Linked DNA regions of Homo sapiens: region 1 is linked to region 2. A link is a contact called in ENCODE Hi-C or POLR2A ChIA-PET data. All regions are on one chromosome and are shown on one strand. The core of a region is the stretch at or near the end of the contact, and the rest is flanking DNA. Distances in the headings are between cores, read along the strand shown.

The links. Hi-C counts contacts between places; a loop is a spot of excess contacts on that map. ChIA-PET counts read pairs that join two places held with the same protein, here RNA polymerase II (POLR2A). Pooled maps may share reads with other maps.
Region 1: a loop to region 2 is called in a map of transverse colon, with 9 times the contacts of the local background. The contact joins two enhancer-like sites. A Hi-C loop is called at or near these places in 5 of 168 maps with a recorded cell type or tissue (A673, B cell, endothelial cell of hepatic sinusoid and 2 more) and 2 of 50 pooled maps. POLR2A ChIA-PET finds 5 or more read pairs at or near these places in 2 of 52 experiments (GM12878 and OCI-LY7).

Annotation. Positions count from the first base shown.
Region 1 is chr10:48,704,976-48,710,836 of GRCh38, forward strand. It overlaps WDFY4 (WDFY family member 4), which reads left to right. Exons shown (of 62, transcript NM_001394531.1): 2 at 4,741-4,991. The coding sequence starts at 4,758. Among named protein-coding and RNA genes, the nearest start is that of WDFY4, 23 kb to the left of the region's middle. Within about 2 kb of position 3,341, at least 2 of the 41 ENCODE cell types and tissues checked have a DNase peak (open chromatin) inside an H3K27ac peak, as active enhancers do.
Region 2 is chr10:48,746,695-48,753,061 of GRCh38, forward strand. The region is part of intron 12 of WDFY4 (WDFY family member 4); the gene reads left to right. Among named protein-coding and RNA genes, the nearest start is that of WDFY4, 65 kb to the left of the region's middle. Within about 2 kb of position 2,042, at least 3 of the 41 ENCODE cell types and tissues checked have a DNase peak (open chromatin) inside an H3K27ac peak, as active enhancers do.

The DNA of each region.
Region 1 (5,861 bases), core at 2,091-4,590, 40 kb before region 2:
TCATCCCCACTTTACAAATGAGGACCATGAGGCAGGGATGGGTCTTGCCACTTGGTCTAAACCCACTGTGTTCAAACCCCAGCAGTCTGGCCCCAGAGTCTGTGCTGGGAGCCAAACATGTCTGAGAGTAGAATCCCCAGGAGCCAAGGTCCAGACGTGGTGTCTGTTTAACAGGTTGATTTTTATGAAAAATGCCCTGAGCTCAAGTTCCCACAGTGGAGAGTGAAGTTGGGGGATGGTTGGGAAGCACAGGTTTGGATCCTGTTTTTATTTAAAATTTTGTTCATCATGGATTTCTTGACATTAACTTTGATCTCTAAAACTGTTGCATAAAATTATCATTTTTGGCACCTCCTTAAATCTTGTGAGGAGGTGAGTGCCTCCTTCATTGCCCTACCCTCACCCTGGCCTCGCCTGGGACTCCCACAGTGACCCTAAGCCCCGATGGGTCCCTTTTCACCCTGGATAAGAAGAGGCTGCTGGCTTGTAGGTGGGGCACTTCTTGAGAATGAGACGGATGAGAGTGTTTTTTTCTTGCTGTTCTTCACATGGCCTGCAAGCCTACTCCCTGTTTCCTTCTCTTTTCAAATAAAACTGGAGCAGGTGTGGCACGATCAGCAGATGAGCAGGAGGTGGGGCAGCTGCAGCTTGGCATTTGAGTCAGATGCTGCTGCCACGCAATTTCAGGGGTCCGCATTAGTTAGAAATCCTTGTTTATCAAAAATCTTTGCCGATTCAAGTGAAGGTGAGTCAAGTGTTTCACTTCAGCAAACGTGGCTTCTGCACTTCAGAGGAGAGCTGGGCGGTTTCTGATCCTTTCTCTGGATCTCCAGCTAAGTCCCCACCCATCGCAGTTCCATATTCTGCCTGATGCTCACTTGACTTGCCACTTGCTGGTCCTGAAGATGGGGCATGTTAGCATGTCCTCAGACATGGTTTACTGATAGAGCCAGTTAGTAAAGCCTGCAGGTGTGGCCACAGAATGAACTTTATATGGTAGAGACAACACTAAGCTTGCTGTTACCATGGCTTGGGGCTGGCTCTATTGGTGCTAGGGATGGCAGTTTGGTTGGACACAGTGGCTTTCAGAGTCCTGGGGAAATCCTAGTAGAAATCTTGGAGTGGGAAAAATGAACTTGTTCCAAAGAGGGGTCTAGGCGAGAGAGAGAGAGATTGAGATTTGGGTGCCATCAGCACGTAGGTTAATTCGTTCACGGATTCATTTATACTTTCATTCGTTTATGCAATAACATTTTATTGAGAATCTACTCTGTGCCAGCCCCTGCTATGGACATAACATCCTTGCCTTCACAGAGCTAATGTTTAGTGGATATGTGGCTCTCAGTGGTAATTAGAGCCATGAGAATAGCTGAGACCTCCTTACAAAGAACCCATGAAATGAGAACTCACTGGAGTCTGACTCCAGAACACCAGCTGCAGGGAGCTCTGCAGGAGACCGAGCCTCAGATGGAAACATACTTAGCTCCTCACTCTGCAGCAAATGCGCAGTGAGAAACAACAGAGATGCACTTGCTTTTGATTTTATTCTACCTGTCAAATTATCAGGGTTAAAAAAAAGGGTAATAAAAAAAGATTACACATAGGGAAGCTCGAGCTCTTGTACACTTATGTAGAAGGAATGTCTGTCCCTTGATAGGATTGGTGTTTCAGGAGCAGCCGTTTGGAAATATGGATCAAGAGGCTGGAAAATTTATCTATCTTTAGATCCAACTATTTCCTTTTAGAAATTCAGGAATGGATTAGGATTTGTTATTTTATCATGAATATATAAAAAAGACTTAGACATGAGGATTGTCATTACAGTATTTTTTTATAGTACTGAATAATTGGATATCACTTAAGTGCCTAAGTGTAAGGGCTTATTAAATAAACAAGCAACATTACTCTATGGCCACCATGCAGCCATTAAGAATAAAGGCATTGAGGATCTTAAGTGATGTGGAAAATATTCATGATGTGCTGTTTTGACTACAAAGAAAGTTATGGACTAATTTATTAAAAAATGGATTGAGAGAAGATATCTGTAATTTTCAAAACTAACAAAGGACCAGCTTCTAGAGTATACTCTCATGAAGCAGCAAGAGAAAGACAAGCAAGGAAAAAATAAGCAAAGGTTATGAGTAGTGAATTCACAGAGGAGAAATGCCAAAAGGCTAACAGGCATGTAAAGGGATGCTCATACTCATTAGTAACTTAGAGAAATGCAAATTAAAATGACAATGCAAGGTCTCTTTCCTTCAATCAGATTGCAAACACTGGAAAGCTGGGTGATGCCAAGCAGGGTGGTAATGAGGTCACTGAAGAGCCTTCAGATGCTGTGGGGGAGATGGCCTGATGCCCGCTTTCTGGAGGCATCTTAGTTTGTGGAACTTAGTTGAACTGAGCAGTCATACTCCCTTGATTCAGTTCTGCTGCCCCTGCCTTCATACCCAGAGTCAGTCATGAAAGCCCAGTGAAGGGACCCACGCAGCAATGTCCACCCCAGCCCTGTGTGCTGGACTGAATGTTGTGGCTAATCCAGCCATCTATCAGAGAAAGCCAACAAGTAAAATAGGCATGTGATGCCCACTTTGGAACACAAGGTAGCAGTTAGAGGAAATGAACTTGACAAACACAGAGACACGTGGTGGAGTCTGAAGACATAATGCTGGGTGAAAGAGTAAGAGCAGAAAAGATGCAGAAGAGCATTTGCTAACTTAAGTGTATGTGGATGGAAATCAGGTGCTGTGTGTCATACTCTGTAAGTTCCATGCTGGTGGAATCATACTCACCAAGTGAGAGTGTGGGTGGGGTGGGGACACAGGGAATGCGAATGGAGAATGGAGGTCCTGGTGATAAAGAAATAAATGAACACAGCCAGACAGGAGCCCACCCAGATCAGGGAAAAGGCTAAGGGATGTGAGCAACTCCACACACTGCCTGCCCCTTAGAGTTAGCCCCCCAAAAGAAACAACTTAATCCCCCACAAAACCCCATCCCAGTGCCCAACAGAAGCAAAAGTATAAATAAAGTTTGCTTCAACAATATTATGATCGTGTTCTTACTAAACTATATATTCATAGATAGAAGCTGGAATGTCAGCAGTCATGTTTTCTGGGTATGGGCAAGCATTATGTTCTTCCTGATTTTTTGTTTCCTCCCAGTTTTTGACAATGAACTGACATGGCTTTTGTAATAAGAAAATTATTCCTGAAAATAAAGTCAGAGAGTAAGCAGTCTGTGTGCTCGAAGAGGAGCTGGGGGAAGGCTGGGTTCTGCACATAAAGAGTGAGAATGTTTCAGAGAGGGCTGGTTATCCTTGCCGGTGTCACGTGGCTAAACCCCATTCTAGCCTTCAAGGAATGTGTGTTTGGGCTAAAAATAAAGCATGATGTAACCCAACCACTGCTGTAGCCAAGAGGAAAACACTGGGAGCCCACTTCTCTATGTCCCTCTGGTCACTACTTTGTGATTGTTGAATGCCTGCTGGGCACCCGGATGGCTTCCTACGTGGTAATGTTGAGTTTGGTGAGGGCTTTTATTCAGGGATCCTGAACATTTTGGTCCCTTCTGAGAGTTTACTGAACTGCAGACAAACAAACAATAAACTATCCTATGTTATGGTGTAAGTCATAATTGACTGACAACTTTTGAAGGTGTGTACCTTTGGGAGGTCACTTATTGGTGAATTGGCCCTTGGCTGTTTTCATCGCATAAGTTTTTGTTCTTGTGCCTACTGGCTTGAGGTTCCCAACTTGCAAACACTGCTCCTGTGTGCACTTAGAGATGAGCTCTTGTAAGCTTGGGGACTTAAAGGGTCATTTTGAGAATAAAATACTCTAAAAATATCAAGTATAAACCAAATAATGCTTAGAATGAGGAATCTATCCTTACAGACCCATCATAGAAGGAAGTTCTAGATATAGAATTATGTGCCTCTACAAATACCAGTGAACTATTTACATCTCTTTTATGTATGCAGCCTTTTAAAAGAGAAGCAGCAACAAGTGAAAAAAAAACAAACAAACAACACCCCCCCCCCCCAAACAGGCTTTAGTGTGAAAGTTTGCATTTCAACTTGACGTCTAGCTGCCTGTATGCCTTTGGCCCAGTTTCCTTACTTACCTAGAGAGAATAAGAGCACACATCTGGCCGGGCGCGGTGGCTCACGCCTGTAATCCCAGCACTTTGGGAGGCCGAGGCGGGTGGATCATGAGGTCAGGAGATCGAGACCATCCTGGCTAACAAGGTGAAACCCCGTCTCTACTAAAAATACAAAAAATTAGCCGGGCGCGGTGGCGGGCGCCTGTAGTCCCAGCTACTCGGGAGGCTGAGGCAGGAGAATGGCGTGAACCCGGGAAGCGGAGCTTGCAGTGAGCCGAGATTGCGCCACTGCAGTCCGCAGTCCGACCTGGGCGACAGAGCGAGACTCCGTCTCAAAAAAAAAAAAAAAAAAAAAAAGAGCACACATCTGTCTGTGTGGCTGTAGGAGAGTCTGTCTGAGTCTTGTGTATAAGACCCCACAGTGCTGGGCACACACTAGATTGTGAACTTGTATTAATCACATCTAAATCTGAATCCCCTTTTTAAAAAGGCTTCCTTATTTTAGTCTGTTTCAGATTCTTAGGGGAACCATTTTCAATAGAAACTGGGCTGAGTGAGTACAGTACCTTATCCACAGCCAGAATCATCAGGAAGTGATGTGACAGGAATGTTCACTTCTATTTGTTCTGAATTCAGATCTGCTTTGCCACGGCATGGAGGCAGAAGATCTTTCAAAGGCTGAAGACAGAAATGAAGACCCAGGTTCCAAAAATGAAGGGCAGCTTGCTGCTGTGCAGCCTGATGTCCCACATGGAGGGCAGTCCTCCAGCCCCACAGCTCTCTGGGACATGCTGGAAAGGAAGTTTCTGGAATACCAGCAGTTGACTCACAAGAGCCCCATTGAGCGTCAGAAGAGCCTGTTGAGTCTTCTCCCCCTATTCCTAAAGGTTAGTGTTCTTATTTTTGAAACTGTAAGGTGATAGGCGCTCTGGGACACTTCTGGGATGATTGCATAGTGAAGTTGATGGTTTTAATGTCATCCCAAGTGGACTCTGATTGGTTGCTCAGGGGAGTGTTGTCTTAGTCTGCTAGGGCCACTATAACAAAATGCCATAAACTGGGTAGCTTAGATGCAACAGACTTATTTCTCATAGTTTGGAGCCTGGGAAGTCCAACATTAAGGCACATTAAGTGTCTGGTAAGAGCTTACTTTCTGGCTCATAGAAGGTGCCTTCTTGCCATGGCCTTATGTAGTGGAAGGGGTGAGGGGCCTCTCTCAGGCTTCTTTTATAAGGGCACTAATCCCATTCATAATGGTAGAGCCAAATTGTTTTCCAAAGGCCCTACCTCCTGACACCATTACCTTAGAGATTAAAATGTCACTATATGAATTTTGGGGAGACCCTAGCGAGAGTGTCATGCCAAAGATGACAAGCAAGGCTCATTTCTAGGGTAGGGAGGGACTTAGAAAGGACAGACAGTTAGCTTCTGAGTAATACTGTCTCTTTAGTTAAAAAATATTACATTGTTCCATCACAAACCCAGTTTGGGAGCTAGAAATAAGACCAGCTTCTTTGGGAGGGAGGAGAAGATGGTATGTCCTGACACAAGAGTCACACAGGTGGCTGGCAACCTCACACCCCAGGGATGCCAACACCAAGGCCTGGAAAAGCCAGAATATCTTGCATCAAATTGTGACAATAATGCAAAGTGAGGTAAAATCAGTGGAAAGCACCAGAGCTTCACTCACATCCCGGTCACAGCTCCACGAAGGAAACCAGCGCATCTACTGGGTCTGCACTCTAGCTAGTGGCAGC
Region 2 (6,367 bases), core at 792-3,291:
ATTTAAACTCTCTATGATTAATTTTATAGTAGTTGCCCTAGAGTGAATTAACAGGCATACTCATGTTTTTAGTTAAACAGTATCTTTATCCTTCCAATTAAGACACCAAGACCTTAAAACTCAAATATTTTTGCCCTTTTCTAACTCATACATTACTATTAGCTAATATTTTAAACTTATCTCCTGTTAGTAAATCCATCAGATATGACAGTTATTGTTGTTGTTTTATAAAATATTCTTTGGATTTACCTACATGCTTTCAATGTCTGTGCTCACCATTCTTTTTTGCATCTCTATCCTTCCATCTGGGATTATTTTTTATCTACTCTAGTACATCTGTTAAACTTTCCTGTAGTGTGGGTCTATTTGTGGTAAACTCTCTTGGATTTTATTTGTCTGAAAACTGTCTTTATTTTCTCCCTAATTGCAGAAATATAGTTTTGCTGGGTAAACATTTATTGGTTGACAGTTATTTTCTCACAGTAAATGGAAGGTCTCCCCAGCTATTGCCTTCCATTGTTGCCTTTTAAAATCGTTTTTATTTCTCTTCCTTTGAAGGTAATTTGTCATTTTTCTCTGGTCGCTTTTAAGATCTTCACCATTCTTGTTCTATTGCTTTACTGTCATATATCTCAATGTACATTATTTTAAACATTTATTTTGCTTCATATTCATTGGGATTCCTGAATCCCAACTGATGTCTTTTATAAAATATGGATTTTTAAATTATGACCTCTTCTCCATCCCTTTTCCTATTATGCCTTTTTGGAACTAACACAATTAGATGTATGTTTTACTTTTTCATTCTATCCTCCCTTAATCTTTCTTTTACATTTTTCATCTCTTTGTCTCTCTGTACTCTGTTCCACACAGTTTCTTTTGGTCTTTCTTAAACCCACTGAATCTCCTACTAGCTGTGTCTAATCTGATATATAATCTAGCCATTTAGGTTTTCTTTTTAAAATTTCAATGACAGTATTTTATATGTCTAGATATACTGTTTCTTTTTCAAATAAACTTGATTTGATAGCCCTTTTCCTTTCTCATATCTTTCATTTTTATTTCTTCAAACACAAGAATCATAATTATTTCTTCTTGTGTTTTTTGAGAGTATATTGTTTCTGTGACAATCATGGAAGGTCCCTTGTATGATGTCTGATTTTTTATTGTGAATCTTGCTCCAAGATTTTCCTTTTCTTGGATTCCATAGAAACCATCCTCATTCAGGCCATTCTGCCCTTCTGTAGGTATGGGAATGCCTCCATGGGGTCTTAGCTGCCCTTTCCAAGCCAGGCCTTGGCCAGATTCCCAGGTCCTGATTTTCTTGCTTGTCTTGGGAAGAATTCCCTCTCTGGGTTCCCTGTTCTCTATATTTCAGGGGCAATCCCTGAGGAGGCCTTTTGCCTGGGCACCCTGATAACATACAGGTTAACTTAGGATCTTGGTGTGGAAACTTGTTTGACTTATTCTGCCAGCTCTCAGGGGCAGGGGAGTATTTGTCAGTATGAAAAGACATTTAGTAAGTGATATCAGGTGAAGAAAAGCAATAGTAATTAGTTGAATGTCTATGGAGGCTGAGCACTAAACATCTATTTATTTTTATTTCCCTCCAAAATTTTGGAATTTTATCAATAAGGAAACAAAGGCTGAGAAAGGATAAAAAACATGGCCAAAGGTCACACATTTAGTAAATAATAAAGCTAGAATTTGAACCCAGGGCTACCTCCAAAGCCTGCATGCATTTGTCTGTGCGTGCGTGTATGTGCACACACGTGTGTGTGTTCTTCCTGTTTTTTTCCTGATACTCCCACAATAATAGTGATAGTTTTCCAAATGTCTGACACGACAGCCTGCAGTTTGAAGATTGGGTTCTAACCAATGGACTGCGTCAGTCCTGATGTTTTAGAGGTGAGTCCTGTGTCAAATGTCATCCTGGTTTTGTAATGAGTAATTTTTACATTTATAAGACCCATGTTTCATAAATAGAGCATTTTTTTTTCTCCCTAAAAGAGATACATGGCCCTTGACCTTCCTTGATGGTTAGAGAATAGGAAGTGAAACTCTACCCCCTCCAGGGAGTCTGCAGAGTAAAGGGCATGGCAGTGGGCTGGGAATGGGAGACAGGGTGCTCGTCTCTGCCGTACCACACTTGTATGTCCTTGGGCAAGTGGCTTCCCTCAGCCCTGCCTTCTGCAAAGTAGGTCCCAAGTCTCCAGGGAGGAGGGAAAGAGGCCGTGGGCCTTGGAGTCAGGCCTGCTTGTTCTATGCCTTGGTGGCTGTGTTCTTTGGTCCTGCTACTTTATTTCTCTAATCTTCCATCTCCTGATTTGAAGGCAGACATAATAATAGTATCTACATTGAGGGAAGATGGTAGTTAGAGTGATCACAGCTGCTTCCTAAGCATGTGTGCGCCAGACACCATGCTCAGCTTTTTACAATGGACTATTCTTCAATTCATTTAGTCTTTATGGTAACTATAATTTAAGGAATATTTTTCATAACACAGAGGTGACATGTTATGTAATTCCAAAAATATATCTATGGTGTCCAAAATACATCATATATCTCTATGAAACATGCACCATACCAAATAAACACCCCTACACCAAACACACTATATACACATCACATGCACATATACATACACCACATGTACACAAAACACACACACACCACACTAAACATACACCTTACACATACTGGCATACCACACACCCACACACTGCACTTACACACCACACAGCACCTAGCACATACACATGAATACACACCACACATACCACCTACATATGCTACATACAGACACCACACGACACACACAAATACCACACATACACACATACTACATATCCACACTACATACACACACCATAGAATGGAGTGCTTACCCCTCAGCAGCACATCATCCACAGTGCAGGTCTGGAGGTGAAAGTGGAGCAGAAGCAGGGTCAGACTGTGGTGGGCCTTGCACAAACCCTATGGGAGACCATTTCACTTTTACCCTATAGGCAATGTGGAGCTAGGGTGGTCTCTGTGCAGGACTGTGGCATCATGGGGTTATGGGTTATGAGGACTGCTCTACAACTGGGTCTGTGTATAGCTCTGAGAAAAGCCCCCTCCAAAGCAAGGCAGCCCTGCTCCTTCTTGCTTCTGCCTTAGCATATGCCTTCTCCCAGCCCCTGCCAGGCCTCGTGGGCTGACGTTTATTCCTTATGTCAGCCAAAGGAGCAACCCCAGTCACCTTTACCTTGAACTTAAGTTGTGGCTATAACTTATAGCCCTAAGGGGACATCATTTCAACAGGAATGCGGTGTGCTCCAGGCAATAGTTAAGGTTTCATGGGGCACTCTGCAGGCCAGAGCCCTAAACACTTACTCCTCTGGCTCTGCTGCTGGGCATCCTGCAGCTTCATCCTAATCTTTCCTGTTGAAACAATGTCCCCTGTGGGTATGAGTTATATCTGTCACTTAAGTTTGTTAGAGGTAATTGTTGTGCCAGACCATTGAGGAAGGGTGGGGGACAGTGTAGTTCCTGAACAGTTCACATGAAGGCCACACTGGCCTTTGGAAGGCACAGATGTGACCCTGTCGTTCCCACTTGGAAGCCTCCAGTGCTTTCCCATGATTCCCAGGAGGGAGTCAGGCATTGGGAGTGTGGGGCACACAGTTCTGGGGGTCCTGCCTGCCCATGGCATGCAGCCATGCAGCCATGTTTCAGACTCAGATTTCACATATGCCCTTTACTCTACCTGGGATGCCTTTCCTGTCTTCACTCTGCCTGGACAGTTGCTTCTTATGCTTTTGTCTAGGTTTAGATGTCACTTCTTCCAAGAAGCCTCCCCTGGCCTGCCCATCCCCATCCCATGGGCCAAATCAGATCCCACTGCCTCACATTTCCTCAGCACCCTCAGCACTGATCACAGTGCAAATCAATGATTAATTGTGTAATCTTCCTTGGTTTCTTATTTCTTTGGTTTGTGTTTGCACACTTGAGCATATCTGAAACCAGGATATGTATTAAAATGGATGCCAAGGACATCAGCCACTTAAGTCGTCTCTTCCCCATCTGCTAATAAAGGCACTGTACATCTATCAATTTTTGGTTTCTTACCACTGTTGAAATAAGATGGTGTTCAAATCTCTTTCTTCTGCTTCAGTGGTGAGGCCCATGTGAGCATGGACTGGGTCTGCAGCTACATCAGGGACCCCTGTGAATGGTCACTGAGTAGAATATGGGCATGAATGAATTGAGAAGATGGACAGGACAGGAGGAAAGGCAGGGAGGGTTGGCAAGGCAGATAGTCTTGGACTCTCGTGCCTGGTGTCCTGAAGACACCTGATGTGCAGTTGTCCTGCAACTGCTTCAGATATGGCTGCTCCTGCCTGCTCCTCTTCTGGGCTCCCACCTAGTAGAGACATGAATGGAGCATTATCCTTGTATGGTGGGGACCCTGGCAAGGGCAGGCCCAGAAATTGAGAGGACGCAGAGAAGTGCACCTAATGAAGTCTGGGGAGGAGGTCAGCGAGGCGTTCCTGGATGAGGAGACCACTGAGCTAAACATTTAAAGATGAGAGTTATCTGGTCTGAGATGGGTTGAGGAGGCATAAAGGTGAGACTCAAAATCAACTATCTTGAGTAAGGTTTGTTCCTGCCTTCTGTAGGCATTGCTCGGACTTTAAGCTGTAGTAGGGCTTTAAGCTATAGGGATGGATGGGCAGAGATGATGGCTGGAAAGGAGAGGAGCAAAGGAGCTGTCAGTTGCTCCTTCCAGGGATGGCAGTAGCTTGAACAGGAGAACATTTTGAGAACTATTTAGGACGTAACTTTGCCTGGCCTTGGTAACCAATTTGATGAGAGTGTGAGAGAGACTGGTTGGTGCTAGTCCCTGAGAGAGAAGCCCTAGAGTTTTGGAAGAGGATGGTGGCTGTCTGGAGTAATCAGCATGGACTGCACAAATGAGGCCGCTTTGCTTTTAATTTTCTAATGCATCCCTCAAGTATCCACAGGCCTTAGTAACAGGAGATAGTTATTAATCTTGCCTCCTGAAGTTTGATAGAGTCCACATAGGGGGCAGTCTGTCTGACTTCCATATCTAAGCAAGACAAGTACCAGGATTGGAGTAGTCATCCTCTCTGTCATGCAGCTGCTGTGGGTGGCAGGATTTTATAGCCAAGCTCAGGGGCTGTGTGAAATGATGAGGCTTCACTGGTTCACGTCCTGCAAAGGCCCCTAGGCTTCTTCAAATGAGATGCAAAATTTGGCCAAGCACGCCTCACACCACCACTGGCTCCCAAAGATACAGGCACTTTGGGATTTGTACTTTTGATTACAACTTTCTGTCGTACCCACAGGTCCCTTGCGAGATACAAGCCGTCTGGGAACACCAGGTCAGGTGGGGGATCAGTGTCTGCCATCCTTGGGATCCAGAACCTTGTCTCCATTCCTGCTCTGTCAATCCCTACCTTACAGCAATGCTTCTCATAGTGTGGCCTGTAGACCACCTGCATCAGAATCCATTGTAAAGTTGCACAAAAATATAGTTGTGTAAACTAGATTTCCCGAATCACAAATCCCTGGGGTTGAAATTTAGGGTTCTGTTTTTAAAAAGGTCCTCTTATTATGTGTAAGCACATTAAAGTTTGAGAACTGCTCCAGGTGCTGGACATCTTTTACTTTAAAAAAATCTTAGCTTTTTTCACTGAGGTGAGATTTGCAGAACATAAAATTAATAATCTTAAAGCAAACAATTCCATAGAATTTAATGCATTCACAGTGTTGTGCAAAGACCACCTCTATCTAATTCAAAACACTTTTATCACCCCAAAAGGAAAACCTATACTCATTCTCATTCTTTTCCCCAGTCCCTGGGCTACCACCAATCTGCTTTGGGGATTAAACTGTTCAGGATAAATCATGTGTAAATGGAATCATGTAATAGGTTTCCTTTGGCGTTTGACTTCTTTCAGGTAGCTTAATATTTTTGAGATTCATTTACATTGTAACGTATATCAGTACTTCTTTCCTTTTTACAATAAAATAATATTCCATCATATGGGTACACACCACAGTTTGTTTATCCATTCATTTGTTGATGAACATTTGGGTTATTTCCTTTGGTTCTTGTAAATAGTGCTGCTATGAACATTCATGTTCATGTATTTATTTGAGTACTTGTTTTGAATTCTTTTGAATATATACCTAGGAGTAGAATTGTAGCTCAATTCAATAGAATTGTAGGAACTGTAAAACTGCCTATTTTCACAGCAGCTGAACCAATTTTACACACCCAACAGCAATATAAAAGGTTTTCAATTTCTCCACAGGCTTGCCAATATTTATTTCCCTTTAAAAAATTTTTTAGCCATTC